2 separate regions of the Mus musculus genome follow, and region 1 is linked to region 2. Evidence: chromatin loops called from intact Hi-C (ENCODE). Cell type or tissue: heart. All regions are shown on one strand. Links, peaks and the distances in the headings refer to the core of each region. The heading gives the core; the rest is flanking DNA.

Region 1 (2,923 bases), core at 241-2,740, 87 kb before region 2:
CTATTTCTAACTCTACCATGAATCTTTTGGTTTTGGTAGTGGATAAGAGTTTACAAATATATTTAATAGTAAAAGTATAACATCTATTGCAAAGTCCCATGTCTTCATAATGGCCATCCTGACTCTATGGAAGTATATAGATCTTGGATCTAATTCATTTCGGCATATGATTTTTTATTTGCAAGTTACTTAATAATAACATTCTATATTTAAAAATATATATAGGCCACCCCTTTGGGGGCAAAACAGGAGAGACAACAATATGAAAAGTAGTTCTGACTGGATTTAGAGACGGAAGAGGGGACCCCAGGCCTTGTGTGGAAGCTAGCTCAGGGGCTAGGAAAGGCTGGGGAAGGCTCTCCCCTAGAGTTTCCAACCAGAGTGTAGTCATGTTACCCACTTGATTGTATCCCAGTATTAGATGTCTGACTTACAAAACTGAAAAATACTAATGCCTTTCTATTATGAGCTACCCAAAGCATCATGATGGTATATGCACTAATCGGAAGCCTATGCTTCAAATAAAGAATTGACCTGGAAAGAGAAGTTGGACCCAAAATGACAGCTCTCATGTGAGTATGGCTGAATATGAGAAAGAGAGCAGAATAAAGAACAAGACATCCATCTCAAGCGTTGTGCCAGTTGTTTACAAAATTTGCCTTCCATCTTCCTGATGTGGGGATGAGATGTACTCTGCCCATCTAATTTTCAGTTCTAAAATGTCTCCTTTTTTTTGATGCTTTTGTAACATTTTCATTTAAGATAAAATCTCAAATATTTTCATTCACAGTGAGTGTATTTTCACTTTGCCTCTCTAAGGATACAAATAATAATAACTCTTAAAACTCCTCCCCTGCTGGCTCTGTAGTTGGCTCAGGAGTTCATCCCTTGGATTTTCTCTTTCCTTGTGAATGGGTTCTGTTCCCTTGGGAGCTGTTATTTTGTTCATATTTATGCCACAAGTCATTTCAGATTGTGTCCTGGCTATTGTGAAGGTAAAATTGTGGAGATTCTTAATACATTTCCCCCAAATGTACATTGTTTATTTTATTTTAACAGCAATTATTTGAGCTAAGCTTACACAAGAACCAGATCTGGGGAAGATTCCCTGGCTGGCTTCAGAGTCTTCCCTTCAGCTTAGCAGCTGTACACAGGCCCAGAGGTCAGCCAGATGGAACGTTTGGATCCCTTCCCCGGTCCTTTCCTTTCTGGGCTTCCCCTACCCTACCCCACCCCCACTCTACTTGGCAGCTTCATGTCTCTGGTGTCTTCTTAGGGGAAATAATAGGAAAGAGACATATTGATCAGGCTGCCAGGCACGCCTGAGAAGAACTAGGCAAAGAAAGTGGCTCAGATGCCTGGCAAGAAGGATGTTAGGAAAATCTTGTCAGGAAGCAACCAAAGCAAGTAAAATAAAACTACCTTCATGCCAGAAACCTGGGCCATACAATAAATTAACCTGAGAGCACCTGCCACACTAAAGCCAACTACCCTATCAACTATTTGATGAAGTCACAGAGTCAAACCCAAGCTGGCTTAAAGAAGCACAATTTATCTGTGAGTATGAGTTAATAGGGGCAGAAAAAATCCTGAGCTGTTTTCCAGAATCTTCTTATAACTCTAGAACTAAACTGTAAACCTGAACTTCCTACCATTCTGGCCCGTGTGAAGGAGGACTTCCCACTATGTTCTTACCCAAGTCTCAGGCACATTGGTATAGAGTGGTGGTTCACAGCCTTCCTAATGCTGTGTCCATTTAATACAGTACATCATGTTGTGCTGACTCCAAAACCATAAAATTGTTTTGTTGCTACTTCATAATTGTAACTTTCTACTGCCATGAGTCATAATTTAACTATCTGTGTATTCCAATGGTCTTAGGTGACCCGGGTGAAATGCTGTCCACAGGTTGAGAACTGCTGGTACAGAGAGAGAATCCTTTCACCTTCTAGAGTAAGGTTTCTAAGATTTATATTTTCAAGAATCTCATGCTAGCAATTTTCAAAATAACTTCTGTATTATGAGGGACATATTACCCAGGCACCTATAGAGAAAAAGCAAGACATGTATCTACCAATGCCCCTGGCGTGTTGAAAAGCATTGCTGGGGATGAAGAGATGACTCAGTGGTTATGAATGCTTGCTGCTTGTCTAAAGGACCTGAGTTCAGTTCCCAGGACCTATTTTGGGGGACTCAGAACTGCTTGTAGCTCCAGCTCCAGGAAATCTAATGCTTTCTTCTATTCTACACAGGCACCCACATATTCATGTCCATATGTACACACAACATAGACCTTCAAGTCACTCTGCAATTTTCAGTAGCTTGGATCCCTAATAGTGAAGTACAATTTAATTTAATACAGCATAATGAAGCTGTCTTTTAATTCAATAATTTATTTTACAGTTTGCACACAGGAAAGTCAGAATTTTATTTTCCTCACTACACAGGGGGAAAAGGTAAAAGATAAAAATCCCTGTGTTTGTTTTAACTTGTACACATTTAGGTCAAATAATTTCCAACACTATCTGTGTGATTGAAAAAAGTCTATAACCTTATCACATTCAGAAGATATTATTTTCTCTTTGAAATAATGGGAGAGAAGGAAAAATGTAGTTTTAAAGCTAAACTTTACCTCCTTCAAAGAAAAACATTGAATATTTTTCAATTTAGACAACTGACACTTATGTCATAGAATGTTCTAAATGCTTTATAAATAGCAGCTGCTTAGTACTGAGAATAAGGGCACTGAGATAGACTTAGCTGCACTTAACATCTCAAGAAAATTAGAAGCCAAAAACTTTTATTCACTTACAAAATTATATACAATTTGGGCTCAGGGTTAAAAGAAAAGCCTCAACAATTTTCTTTTAATGTTTTTGCTTGATGTTTTATCTGATCCTGATTTAACTTTGGTACCTGTTAT
Region 2 (2,923 bases), core at 309-2,808:
GTCAGACCCAGGTCTTTGTGCAAATTAGGCAACTGCTCTCACAACTGGGCTCCATCTCCTCTTCCCCTACTCGAGAGTGCACACACACACACACACACACACACACACACACACACACACACAGCAGCAGCAGCAGCAGCAGCTATATGTGAGTTTAAAAATGAGAGAGAAGGGAAGGAAGGAAGGAAGGAAGGAAGGAAGGAAGGAAGGAAGGAAGGAAGGAAGGAAGGAAGGAAGGAAGGAAGGAAGGAAGGAAGGAAGGAAGGGAGGGGAGGGGAAGGGAAGGGAAGGGAAGGGAAAGGAAGGAGGGGGAGGGAGAAAGGAAAAGGGAGGGAGAGAGAGAGAGAGAGAGAGAGAGAGAGAGAGAGAGAGAGAGAAGAAAACCTTTAAGAAATTTATGAATTTCTTGGGCAAATGGATGTATCTGCAGGATATCATTCTAAGTGAGGTAACCCAATCACAAAAGAAGTCACTTGATATATACTCACTAATGCCCAAAAACCTAGAATACCCAAGATACAACTTCCAAAACACAAGAAAATCAAGAAGGAAGACCAACTCGTGGATACTTCATTCCTCCCTAGAATAGAAAATAAAATATCCATAGAAGGAGTTGCAGGGACAAAGTTTAGACCTAAGACAAAAGGATGGACCATCCAGAGACTGCCCCACCCAGGGGTCCATCCCATAATCAGCCACCAAATGCAGACACTATTGGATATGCCAGCAAGATTTTGCTGAAAGGACCCTGATATAGCTGTCTCCGATGAGGCTTTGCCAGTGCCTGGCAAATACAGAAGTGGATGCTCACAGTCATCTAGAGCTAGAGAAAGTACCCAAGAGCTGAAGGGGTCTGCAACCCTATAGGTGGAACAACAATATGAACTAATCAGCATCCCCAGAACTCGTGTCTCTAGCTGCATATGTAGCAGAAGATGGCCATCATTGGGAAGAGAGGCCCCTTGGTCTAGCAAACTTTATATGCCCCAGTACAGGGGAATGCCAGGGCCAAGAAGTGGGAGTGTATGGGTAGGGGAGCAGGACTGGGGGAGGGTATAGGGGACTTTTGGGATAGCATTTGAAATGTAAATGAAGAAAATATAAAAATAAAAATAAATAAAAAAATAAAAATAAATAAAAATAAAAAAGAAAAGAAATATGCCCAGCCTGAATGTTATCTATTCTAAACTCTACTTGTGAACTAGTTGCTATTCCAGTTTCCTTAGTTCCTGAATCTACCATTGTTCAAGCCCTAACAATCTTGTGCTTCCACAGTGCCCTGCCGGGGTCCCTGCATGCTGCACATCTGATCTCTGGGTAAACTGTTGTTTTGTCTTGTACCCACCCAGATGCTATGTCCCAGATGTCATCAATGTAAATTATTTCATTGGTCTCCTGGGCAGCCAGGACCCTAAAAGGTTTGGTGGAATTATAGGAAACTGGATGTTTAACAGGATTCGCCATGCTTGAATGGAGCTGCAGTCATAACCACTTTTCCCACAGAGCATAGGTGTCAAGGACTGACTCTGGCAGCCATCCCTCTCCCTAAATGGCTCCAGGTTTGTTTCCTCTGCCTCAATACAAGCAAACAGTGCCCTCTTCTGACAGGCAGCAGAACTCTATGGAGCAACAACTTTGAGGATTATCACTAGGTTCTGAATCTAACACAGCAAGCCGAAGACACTGCAAAATAGTGTTCACCAGTAAGGGACTCATGTGTAGAAAAAGCTGATGCTCTCATTCTGCCATGGATCCATGTCCCGAGTTTACAAGGATTGAGAAAAGATGGTGAAGATCTTTTTGCAATTTGTTGGTTTCCTTTTTGTCCTATTGACAGTGTCCTTCGACTTACAGAAGCTTTGCAAATTTATGTGGTCCCACTTACAGATTCATTAGCTTAGAGCATAAGCCATTGGTGTTCGGTTCAGGAAACTTTCCCCTGTTTTCATGTGTTCAAGGGTCTTCCCCACCATCTCCTCTATTAGACTCAGTGTATCTGATTTTATGTGGAGGTCCTTGATCCACTTGGACTTGAGCTTTGTACAGGGAGATAAGAATGGATTAATTTGCATTTTTCTACATGCTGATCTCGAGTTGAACCAGCACCATTCCGACTGGATGGTTTTAGCTTCTTTGTCAAAGATCAAGTGTGTTGGTTCTTTTCAGGGTCTCCAATTCTATTCCATTGATCTACCTGCCTGTCTCTATACCAATATCACGCAGTTTTTATCACTATTGCTCTATAGTACAGCTTGAGGTCGATAAAGATGACTCTGCCAAATGTTCTTTTATTGTTGAGAGTAGTTTTTGCTATCCTGGGTTTTTTTGTTATTCCAAATGAATTTGATAGGGCTAATATCCAATATATACAAAGAACTCAACAATTTGGACTCCAGAGAACCAGATAACCCTATTAAAAATGGGGAACAGAGCTAAACAGAGATTTCTCAACTGAGGAAACTTGAATGACCAAGAAGCACCTAAAGAAATGTTAAACATCCTTAGTCACCAAGGAAATGCAAATCAAAACAACCCTGAGATTCCACCTCACACCAATCAGAATGGCTAAGATCAAAAACTCAGGTGACAGCAGATGCTGGCAAGGATGTGGAGAAAGAGAAACACTCCTCCATTGTTGGTGGGATTGCAAGCTGGTACAACCACTCTGGAAATCAGTCTGGCGGTTCCTCAGAAAATAGACATAGTGCTACCTAAGGACCCAGCTATGCCACTCCTGAGCATATACACAGAAGATGCTCCAACATATATTAACTACACATACTCCACTATGATCAGAGCAGTCATATTTACAATAGCCAGATGTCCCTCAACAGAGGAGTGGATACAAAAAATGTAGTACATTTACACAATGGAATTCTACTCAGCTATTAAAAACAATGACATCATGAAATTCTCAGGCAAA

The links. A loop is a pair of places that touch in the nucleus more often than their neighbours do. Peaks named below come from ENCODE experiments on the same cell type or tissue, not always from the same donor. Only the 100,000 strongest peaks of a DNase experiment are listed, where the experiment ranks them.
Region 1: a loop joins it to region 2, with 2.5 times the contacts of the local background. A loop is called at or near these places in 4 of 42 quality-filtered maps.

Annotation. Positions count from the first base shown.
Region 1 is chr8:82,600,567-82,603,489 of GRCm38, forward strand. No RefSeq gene overlaps it. Among named protein-coding and RNA genes, the nearest start is that of Zfp330, 170 kb to the right of the region's middle. In heart, for the core only: no CTCF peak of the experiment used is centred there; a DNase peak (open chromatin) is centred at 1,235.
Region 2 is chr8:82,687,955-82,690,877 of GRCm38, forward strand. No RefSeq gene overlaps it. Among named protein-coding and RNA genes, the nearest start is that of Zfp330, 85 kb to the right of the region's middle. In heart, for the core only: a CTCF peak has its summit at 1,603 (motif pointing left); no DNase peak of the experiment used is centred there.